2 separate regions of the Homo sapiens genome follow, and region 1 is linked to region 2. A link is an interaction called in ENCODE POLR2A ChIA-PET data of the cell type or tissue named here. Cell type or tissue: Panc1. All regions are shown on one strand. Links, peaks and the distances in the headings refer to the core of each region. The heading gives the core; the rest is flanking DNA. Region 1 overlaps EXOSC10 (exosome component 10). Region 2 overlaps MTOR (mechanistic target of rapamycin kinase).

What was found. ChIA-PET counts read pairs that join two places held together with the same protein. Peaks named below come from ENCODE experiments on the same cell type or tissue, not always from the same donor. Only the 100,000 strongest peaks of a DNase experiment are listed, where the experiment ranks them.
Region 1: POLR2A ChIA-PET joins it to region 2 with 5 read pairs; 9 of 35 experiments call an interaction of 5 or more read pairs at or near these places.

What each region holds. Positions count from the first base shown.
Region 1 is chr1:11,090,163-11,095,539 of GRCh38, reverse strand. It overlaps EXOSC10 (exosome component 10), which reads left to right. Exons shown (of 25, transcript NM_001001998.3): 4 at 3,943-4,047; 5 at 4,361-4,526; 6 at 4,872-4,986. Among named protein-coding and RNA genes, the nearest start is that of EXOSC10-AS1, 6.8 kb to the left of the region's middle. RefSeq lists a silencer at 3,067-3,247. In Panc1, for the core only: no CTCF peak of the experiment used is centred there; no DNase peak of the experiment used is centred there.
Region 2 is chr1:11,177,759-11,183,135 of GRCh38, reverse strand. The region is part of intron 28 of MTOR (mechanistic target of rapamycin kinase); the gene reads left to right. Among named protein-coding and RNA genes, the nearest start is that of ANGPTL7, 8.9 kb to the left of the region's middle. RefSeq lists an enhancer at 4,750-5,288. In Panc1, for the core only: no CTCF peak of the experiment used is centred there; no DNase peak of the experiment used is centred there; H3K27ac peaks cover 5,000 bases.

The DNA of each region.
Region 1 (5,377 bases), core at 259-5,258, 88 kb after region 2:
GGGTTTCACCGTGTTAGCCAGGATGGTCTCGATCTCCTGACCTTGTGATCCGCCCGCCTCAGCCTCCCAGAATGCTGGGATTACAGGCGTGAGCCACCACACCCGGCCTTCCCTTACTCTTATGGTAACTAACAAAGAGCTTTGTATTATTAAAATATACGGATAGACAGAGCAACCCAGGCACCTTAGAAAATGAAAAGGAAATAAGCTTAACATTTCTTATAATAACATTCCCTTCTAATAGTTGGTATATTTTTTCTAAAAAATAATTACAGTTGTCTTAAAAATATTACTGCCCCATGGAAGCTTCTTTTTTTTTTTTTTTTTTGAGACGGAGTCTTGCTTGGTTGCCCAGGCTGGAGTGCAGTGGGGCGATGTTGGTTCACTGCAACCTCCACCTCCCAGGTTCAAGCGATTCTCCTACCTCAGCCTCCGGAGTAGCTGGGATTACAGGCACCCACCACTATTCCTGGCTAATTTTTGTATTTTTAGTAGAGACATCGTTTTGTCATATTAGCCAAGCTGGTCTCAAACTCCTGACTTCAAGTGATCTGCCTGTCTTGGCCTCCCAAAGTGCTGGGATTACAGGCGTGAGCCACCTCACTGAGCCTGAAAGCCTGTTTTTAAAGTGCCTTATTCCAGCCAGGTGTGGTGGCTCACACCTACAATCCCAGAACTTTGGGAGGCCAAGGCGGGTGATCACCTGAGGTCAGGAGTTCAAGACCAGTCTGGCCAACATGGTGAAACCCCGTCTCTACTAAAATATAAAAACTAGCCAGGCCATGGTGGCACACACCTGTCATTCCAGCTATTCAGGAGGCTGAGGCAGGAGAATCGCTTGAACCCGGGAGGCCAAGGTTGCAGTGAGCCGCGATCATGCCACTGCACTCCAGCCTGGATGACAGTGAGACTCTGTCTCAAAAAAAAAAAAAAAAAGGTGGCCTGGCATGGTGGTTCACGCCTATAATCCCAGCACTTTGGGAGGCCGAGGTGGGTGGATCCACCTACCTGAGGTCAGGGGTTCAGGAGCAGCCTGGCGGACATGGTAAAACACTGTCTCTACTAAAAATATAAAAAATTAGCTGAGTGTTGTGGTGGGCACTTGTAATCCCAGCTACTCAGGAGGCTGAGGCAGGAGAATCGCTTGAACTCGTGAGGCAGAGGTTGCAGTGAGCCAAGATTGCACCATTGCACTCCAGCCTGGGCATCAAGAGTGAGACGCCATCTCAAAAAAAAAAAAAAAAGTTAAAGTGCCTTATTCTGGCCAGGGTCAGTGGCTCACTCCTGTAATCCTAGCACTGTAGGAGGCCGAGGTAAGAGGATTGCTTGAGCTCAGGAGTTCCAGAACCAGCCTGGGCAACATAGTGAGACCTTGTCTTTATTTAAAATTAATAAATAAATAAAGTGCCTTATTCTGAATCTGTCTTCCAGATCTGCAAATTCTGTTTTTATTTTTTTGGATACTGAAGTCTTGCTCTGTCACCCAGGCTGGAGTGCAGTGGTGCAACCATAACTCACTGCAACCTTGAACTCCTGGGCTCAAGCGATCCTCCCACCACAGCCTCCCAAGTAGCTGGGACTGCAGGTGTGCACCACCACGTCTGGCTGAATTTTTTTTTATTTTATAGAGACAATGTCTTGCTGTGTTGCCCAGGCTGGTCTTGAACTCCTCAAACAATCCTGGCCTCAAACAATCCCCCCCCACCTCAGCCTCCTTAGTCACTAGGATTATAGGCATGAGCCACTGTGCCTGACAAGATTTGCAAATTCTATTTGTGTTGCAAAAGAAGAGGCATTTATATCACCCAACCAAAATTTAGTTTATTTGTACCGTTACTCAAAATCTACTGAACCCCCTCCAGCTCACAGGATTGGAAGGAGATGTGTATTATTCTGTCTTGCTTACTATCTATTTATGCCTAATTCTATGGCAGAACGTTATTTCCACAGAAATACATAGAGATCATGGAAAACAAATCTGACTTCAACCATCTGACAGTCCTGAAAATATTTAAATCATGCCCTCCTGTCCCATGAAGTCATCTCTTCCCTAGTCTAAATGCCTACAAATCTTTCAGCAGTTTCTGGTATATTGTGATTTCAAGTCCTGCCATAATCCTATGTGTCACCTGGTTGTGCCTCTGTTAGTAGTGCCCAAGCTGATATTTCACGTCTGCTTTAAAGTGCAAAATAGATGAGGACTCCCTGCAGTTTCATTCTAAATAGTGTACTTCTATATTTAATGTATGCAGTCCAGGGACTTCTTAGTTATTTTAGTGGCCACATTACACTGTTAAATCATATTAGAATTTTCAGCCCAATTCAGAGCTTTAAAGAGTCAATCGAGTATTGGGCATGGGTAATTACTGTCCTACCTGCCTTTGAGCAAATAATGCATTAATTACTTGGCATGACATACTAATGACCTTTATTGATCAACTTTGTAAAATTTTTATTTTTTTATTGACAAAAATTGTATAGGCGATCATTTACATGGTTATGTCTCAATAAACCTATATTATAAGTCAAAAATGCATTTAATACACCTCACTTACCAAATAGCTTAACTGAACCTGCTTTAAATGTGCTCAGAAAACTTCCATTAGTCTACAGTTGGGCAAAATCTTACACAAAGCCTATTTTTATAATACAGTGTTGAATATTCATCTCATGTAATTCAAGTAGCATTGAATACACTTCTGAAAGTGAAAAACAGGTTGTGGCCGGGCACAGTAGCTCATGCCTGTAATCCTAGCATTTTGGGAGGCCAAGGCAGGTGGATCACTTGAGGTCAAGAGTTCAAGACCAGCTTGGTCAACATAGTGAAACCCCATCTCTACTAAAAAATACAAAAATTAGCTGGGCGTGGTGGCGTGCACCTGTAGTCCCAGATACTCGGGAGGCTGAGGCATGAGAATTGCTTGAACCCAGGAGGCGAAGACTGCAGCAAGCTGAGATTGGACCACTGCACTCCAGCCTGGGCAACAGAGTGAGACTCCCTCTCAAAAAAAAAAAAAAGAAAAACAGGGCCAGGCACAGTGGCTTACGCCTGTAATCCTAGCACTTTGGGAGGTCGAGGCAGGCAGCTCACAAGGTCAAGAGATCGAGACCATCCTGGCCAACCTGGTGAAACCCTGTCTCTACTAAAAATACAAAAATTAGCTGGGCGTGGTGGTGCATGCCTGTAGTCCCAATTACTTGGGAGGCTGAGGCAGGAGAATCGCTTGAACCCGGGAGGCAGGTTGCAATTAGCTGAGATCACGCCATTACACTTCAGCCTGGCAACAGAGCAAGACTCTGTCTCAAAAAAGAAAAAAGAAAAACAGGTGGTAAGTGTACTTGAAATATGGATTCTACTAAATGCAAATCACTTTCACATCATTGTAAACTCAAAAACTTACAAGTCAAACTGTCATACATTGGGGACCATCTATATATTTATTACATACAACTTGATGTTTTGATACATACATTGATCTGTTCTTATATATGTATATTTTCTTACACAAATGTCTCTGAATACCAATCTCTTTAAAATGTTAGGTAATTAGGTGGGGCACGGTGGCTCACGCCTATAATCCCAGCATTTTGGGAGGCTCAGGTGGGCGGATCACTTGAGGTCAGGAGTTCGAGACCAGCCTGGCCAACCGGGTGAAACCCCATCTCTACTAAAAATAAAAAATTAGCCAGGTATGGTGGTGCACACCTGTAATCCCAGCTACTCGGGAGGCTGAGGCAGGAGAATCGCTTGAACCCTGGAGGCAGAGGTTGCAGTGAGCCCAATTCAGAACTGTAAAGAGTTGCAGTGAGGCAAGATTGCGCCACTGCACTCCAGCCTGGGTGACAGAGTGATACTCCATGTTAAATAAATAAAATGTTAGGTAGTTAACTCTGCTAACCTCAAAAGGAAAAATGCTTAACCAGTACCTCTTCTACTCTTAGGGTATTTTACTGGATGAAGCCTCAGGTGTAAACAAGAATCAACAGCCTGTCCTCCCTGCCGGCTTGCAGGTCCCCAAAACGGTAGTGTCCAGCTGGAACCGTAAGGTGAGGGCTTTTCAGATTAACTAGAGCTCTTGATGTCAGCTTCATAACAGAGATTTTGCTCATTCTAACATGCATTTCTGTTCTAATTTATTAGAGAACTGGCCACTGTCTCCTTTAGTTTGTTCTCATAAACATACACAAACTAATTACACCCTCTTCTTCTCTTTCTGGAGACCTCTACATGCACATACATTCTTAAATGAATGAATGACCTTTGCGATGTTCTTGTCTCCTCAGAAGTCATAAATTGGAATTTACTTTTCTAATTCATCAAGTTGCTGTGTTATAAAGTATTTGTATTCATTGATCATAGGCAGCAGAATATGGCAAAAAAGCAAAATCTGAAACTTTCCGGCTGCTTCATGCAAAAAATATCATCCGACCTCAGCTCAAGTTTCGAGAGAAGATTGACAATTCCAACACACCATTTCTTCCTAAAATCTTCATCAAACCCAATGCTCAGAAACCTCTCCCTCAAGGTAAATAGTGCATACTTTGCCTGTGTTTGAGTCTCACTTTATTTGATGCAAAAACCAGGAAGGGTGTACAGGTCTCTCTTCTTTGTTCAAAGGGAGCCCACCCTCCTTTGTTCAAAGGGAGCCCAGTTCAGCTATTCCAGAGGCTGAAGTGGGAGGATCACTTGAGCCCAGGAGGTCAAGGCTACAGTGAGCTGTGCTTGTGCCACCACACTTCAGCCTGGGGGACAGAACATGACCCTGTCTCAAAAAAAAAAGCCAAAAAACAAAGGGAACCAGTTTACCCCTGTGTAATTAGAAAAGACATGAATGTGCTAATGATGTTTTTGTCACTGCTGGGATCCCCAGCTCTCTCTAAGGAAAGGCGGGAACGCCCACAGGATCGTCCTGAGGACTTGGACGTCCCCCCTGCACTGGCTGATTTCATCCATCAGCAGAGAACCCAGCAGGTTGAGCAAGACATGTAAGTGTTGGCCTGTGTCTGACTTTCTGCCGTGAGTACTTACCTTTTTGCCACATTTTCACTTTTGTGGAGTATATACATGAAAACAATCTGAGGAGTAGTGATTTCCTCCTTACACCCCAACCTGGGCCTTAGCAATAAAACCTGCTGTTTGTGTTCACAAAGGGCCTACACAGCATTGCCTCATGTAAACCTCACTGCAGTCCTGAGAAGTAGCAGTTGCTCTTATTCCCATTTTATAGATGTAAAACACGAAGGCTGGGCGCGGTGGCTTACGCCTGTAATCCCAGCACTTTGGGAGGCTGAGACCGGTGGATCACCTGAGGTCAGGAGTTCGAGACCAGCCTGGCCAACATGGTGAAACCCCATCTCTACTGAAAATACAAAAATT
Region 2 (5,377 bases), core at 123-5,122:
TGAAAATAGCAAATGTTGACAGAGATTGTGAAGCAATTGGGCTTTTCATGTCCTATTGGTAGAAATGTAAATTGGTAAAGCCACTTTGGAAAACAATCTGTCAGTATCTTATAAAGCTAAACATATCCTTATATGTAACTCAACAATTCTGCTATAGATATTTTCCAGCAGAAGTGCAAGCACACATGCTCCAGAAGACATGGACAAGAGTGTCCGCGTACTACCCCTCGTAATAGCCAAACACTGAAAACAATCCAAGTGTTCATCTGCAGTAAGATAGGTAAATGGTGGTATATTCACACCGTGAAATACTGTTCAGCAATAGAAAGGAAAAGCTGTTGCGACGTGCAGCAGCCTGGGTGCATGTCACAAACATAGTGTTGAATGTTTATATAATTAAGCTCAAAAACTGAGCAAACAACCCCATTGTGTTAGAAGTCAGAGTAGGGTTTACAGACCTCTGGGGACACAGAGGGGAGCAGTGATTGGGAGGGGGCTCAGTGCCTCTGAGCTGCTGGCAGCTGGTTGTGTTCTGTTTCTGGTCTGGGTGGTAATTACAAAGATGTCTTCACTTTATGATAATTCATCAAACTGTACACTTAGGTGTTATATTCTCCTATATTTATGTATACTTGAATTAGGATGTTTGTGTAAAAATAGATAATGCACATAAAACACTTGAACTAGTATCTGACACATAGTCAACGTCTAGCAAATATCAAGTAGTAGTATTGTACCAAGTAGTAGTATTGTATTATTTAGTACACAATTGTTGTCTCGTCATAAAAGTATTTGCTGACTACTCTAGTCTAACATAAATCCCCATAAATCCCCATGTTTTTCTCTAAGCACTCTGTTCTCTTCATGGTATTTGCCACAAAAGCACTTATTTCAGTTTGTACTTTTTTTTTTTTTTTTAAGATGGAGTTTCGCTCTTATTGCCCAGGCTGGAGCGCAGTGGCGCAATCTCAGCTCACTGCAACCTCCGCCTCCCAGGTTCAAGCAATTCTCTTGCCTCAGCCTCCTGAGTAGCTGGGATTACAGTCATGCACTGCCATGCCTTGCTAATTTTGTATTTTTAGTAGAGAGGGGGTTTCTCCATGTCGGTCAGGCTGGTCTCGAACTCCTGACCTCAGGTGATCCGCCTGCCTTGGCCTCCCAAAGTGCTGGGATTACAGGTGTGAGCCACTGCACCTGGCCTCGGTTTGTACTTTTTTGTGTATCTACTTCTCTAACCTGTAAGCTCTGCGAAAGCAAAGAACATGTTTCTCTTATTTTCCACAGTACCTCTAGCATCTAGCACTTAGCATAAAGCCTAAGACAAAATGCATACTAAATTAGAACTTGTCAAATGAAATAATGAATTTCAAAGAGAAGGTTCTCTTCCCCCTAAATATCTATTATGGAGACTTACAGTCTCTCTCCATGGACGTTTCCAGTGTTTTACTGTGGTGAGGTCTTCGCTGTAGGGCATCACATTCTGTCCTGCATGGGGTCAGTTTTCCTTCTTCAGGTCTTAGTCATAGAATCAAAGAAAGTGAAAACTGGGAGAGTTGAGATCCTTTGTTTCAACCCTCTTTTTAATTTTTATTTTATTTGTTTATTTATTTTGAGATGGAGTCTGGCTCTGTCGCCCAGGCTTGAGTGTAGTGGTGGGGTCTCAGCTCAGTGCAACCTCCGCCTCCTGGATTCAAGCAGTTCTCTTGCCTCAGCCTCCCGAGTAGCTGGAATTACAGGTGCCCACCACTACATCCGGCTTTGACCCCATTTTTTAAATCAATAACTTGAGGTAGCTTCCTTATTGTATAATATATTGCATACATATTCCTAGACATCACCAGGCTGTGTCTCATCACTTTTTTTTTTACTTAGGAAGATGATCAGCAAGAGGACCACAGAGTATCTGAGATCAGGTTTTCTCCCTCTCCTGTTTATTCCAGAAGCCAGTGTAAATGACATGTCTGATTACTTCAACCTGCACTGGCCCTAGGGGCTGCATGCAACAGCTAATGTTGACAAAATGAAGAAAGTAACATGTCCCCATAAAAACTGCCTTATTTCGGGCGGGCAAGGTGGCTCATGCCTGTAATCCCAGCACTTTGGGAGGCCAAGACGGGCAGATTACAAAGTCAAGATATCAAGACCATCCTGGCCAATGTGGTGAAACCCCGTCTCTATTAAAAATACAAAAATTAGCTGGATGTGGTGGCACACTCCTGTAGTCCCAGCTACTTGGGAGGCTGAGGCCAGAGAATTGCTTGAACTCGGGAGGTAGAGGTTGCAGTGAGCCGAGATCGCACCGCTGCACTCCAGCCTGGCGACAGAGCAAGACTCCGTCAAAAAAAAAAAAAAAACCTGCCTTATTTCTGGGCAGCTGTAGTCCCCATATTTTATCCCCAGTAACCTAACAAAGCTCATCTGTCCCCAAAGGGAAATCAAATGTCCATTATATTGCAATTTCAGTAAATCACCCTTAGCTAGAGATAAGACCTTGTCAGGGGTTGCAGGACAAGATCACATGTCCACCCCACCAAGCTGTTCTCTGAACTACAGAGCTTCTCTTTGGGTTAGACATCTCCACCCTGACTTAGGCACCACAAACTGGAAAACAGGCCTGGTCATTCTTTAAGAATGTTAGAGGATTTGTGCCAGTTATGCCTGAGCAACCAATTAATGGCAAGGGTGACTGGGTTTTACAGTCTGCAGGCAAGGGGCTAAATGGGCAAACAAAACCCACTCTTTGTCTTAATTCTAAACACATGTTTCCAGGGTGCCAATATTGTGCTGCTTGAAAGTATGATTCCTGCTTTTACAGTTGTTTCCTGGCTTCCAGAAAAGATATGCGGTCCTTTTCTTTTTCTGTACCTCTGCTGGAAGAAAAAGCAGTCAGTCCACAGAGGTGAGGTTTTGCTCACAGCAAAACACATTCCAGGCTGGGTGCAGTGGCTCACTCCTATAATCCCAGCACTTTGGGAGGCCAAGACAGGAGGATTGCTTGAAGCCAGGAGTTCAAGACCAGCCTGGGTAACATAGCAAGACCTTGTCTCTGTAAAAAGTTTAGTGGGGCATGATGGCATGCGCTTGTGGTCTCAGCTACTCAGGAGGCCAAGGCAGGAGGATCACTTGAGTCCAGGAGTTTGAGGCTGCAGTGAGCTATGATTGCACCACTGCACTCCAGCGTGGGCAACAGAACAAGACACTATCTCAAAACAAACAAAAAACCACATTCCAAACTTCTATGTTCGTGCTGACTTCAGAAGGGCCAGTGTGCCTGTAAGAATCTGTGTCCTTTGTAGAAAAGCTCCATGCTGCAAAGAGTAGGAGAAAAGAGCAAAAGCAGAAGCAGTTTGTATCTTTGCTGTAGCCCCATTTTTTTTTTCAAATGCACTTTTAGATTCAGCCCAAGAGGCCACATCTCTCACCAGTTATCAGTAGAGCATGCATTTACTTCTAGCTGCTGTCAAGACTTCCCCCAGGGTCACTGTAACAGCTTGCTCTTGCAGAGCGTCTTATGAACCCCAGGGAAGGCTCTTCAGTGGAGAAACCTCGCCATCAGCGAGGAATTGTAAGAAGAGGAGAGTTCTGGGGTTTCTCCTAAAGCTGGCCAAAAGGACAGAGGGGCTATTGTTACAAAACAAGACCCTTCTAAGGGGAGAAACTTGCTGTATTTCAGTGGTATCCCTAAACTCTTCTACAAAAGCTAGCTTATCCTTCAGACTACCTGGAGATTTAATGGGACTGCTCTTATGCTGACTTAGAGAAACTGCTTCTGATTTTTATATAACACTGGGGGAGGGAAAGAAAGTGCTAGCAGTTACACTGTGTCCCAGTGCTCTGAAACCTTGAATTGTATGCTGCATCCCAATTTCAGAGATGTTAAGGTGTGAAAAAAATGTGTGTCTTAGAACTGATGAAATCTAGTAGGTGCTGGGCTCTGCCTCATGGCCACCTCTGACTGTTCATGCAGTGATGATATCAGTAGGGGCACCACTGGTCTCTCCAAACATTTCTGGACTTTTCACTGGCTGTGAATCCTGGTAATCCAGTTATAGAGTGCCACAGTTCTCTTCCATGAGGCATCCATTACCAAGAAGGTGGGCATGGTTTTTTCTTTTCCCTGAACCCAGAATGGGCATCATTATTCCTACACTGTGGCCCAACTCCTTAATAGAGTGGAAGACCAGCTCACATCTGCTTCTACAATTAAATGTGAAGAGTTACAAGCTGCCAGATCACTAGGTGCCAGCTTGTTTAAGTTTTGTTTCCCAACTTTATCCACATAATGGACTGAGTCAGAGTTCTTGGACATTCAGAAGCCAAGAAATCAGGACTTTACCCAAAATATCACCTCAGTTTTGAGTCAAGAGAGATGAACATTAGCTTTGGAGTCACTCTATCAGCCCACCCCTTTTGCTCCTTTTCCCCATCCTTTTCCTGACTGCTGCTTCTTTCTAGTAGTCTCTCTCAGAGCTCTTTGTTTCTCTCTGGATGTGAAGAAGCAGAAAGGGGGAGAAGAACCTGCAGGCATCACAAGAAAAGGAGCAGTGCTCATTGTTGTAGAATAAAAAGATAATGGCCAATTTGTCAAGAAGTGTTGACAAGTAAGATAAAGTTGGAAGTAATTAACTGGCTGACATGCTGGGAGCGGTGTGCCTGCCAATAGCTCCCTAAATCAGCCAGAGCCTTGGAAATGTGACAGCCATTCATCATTTTTACAACACGCCTCTGACAGGCTCCTCAGTTGCAAACCTGGCCAGCAAAAGTCGTGTGCTTTGACATTCTGGGGTTGTGCACCTCTCTCTGCCTTATTCTGGGTTGTGCTAAGGTACCTGGGCCCTATATCCAACCAGGAGATGCCTGGAGACGGTGAGTCAAATGGGCCAGCTTGCCAGCTCATCGCTGGGCAGTATTCCTCTCCGAGGCTGGGCACTAGGATTCCCAGAGCTGACTTTGTAAACTTCTGCAGGACAGTTCACTTAGCATAGAGAGTGCTGAATGGGAGCCATCAGCAGCACTCCTGGTGGCCTGGTATCTAACAAGTGCTGCTGCTAACCAGCCATGGGATCTATCAGTGGGAGGAAACGGGTATGCAGCCAGTAAAAGCAATTATGAAGACTGAATGGAGTGGAAAATACCTGTGTTAGTGAAAAGGCAGCATACAAAATTGTATCTATACTTTCATCACCAGTATGTATAAAATATGCATTTATGCAGAATATGCGCAGGTAAAAGTATCTTGGAAAGGTGATTATATTACAATCAACTTCCCTCCTCCATTTTTTTCTTTTTAAAAAGTGGTACTTCCACTCACCAATCTTGAAAAGATGAGTTTTTTTGCACACGCGCCCCCATTCCCCCACGCACTTCCTAATCTCAA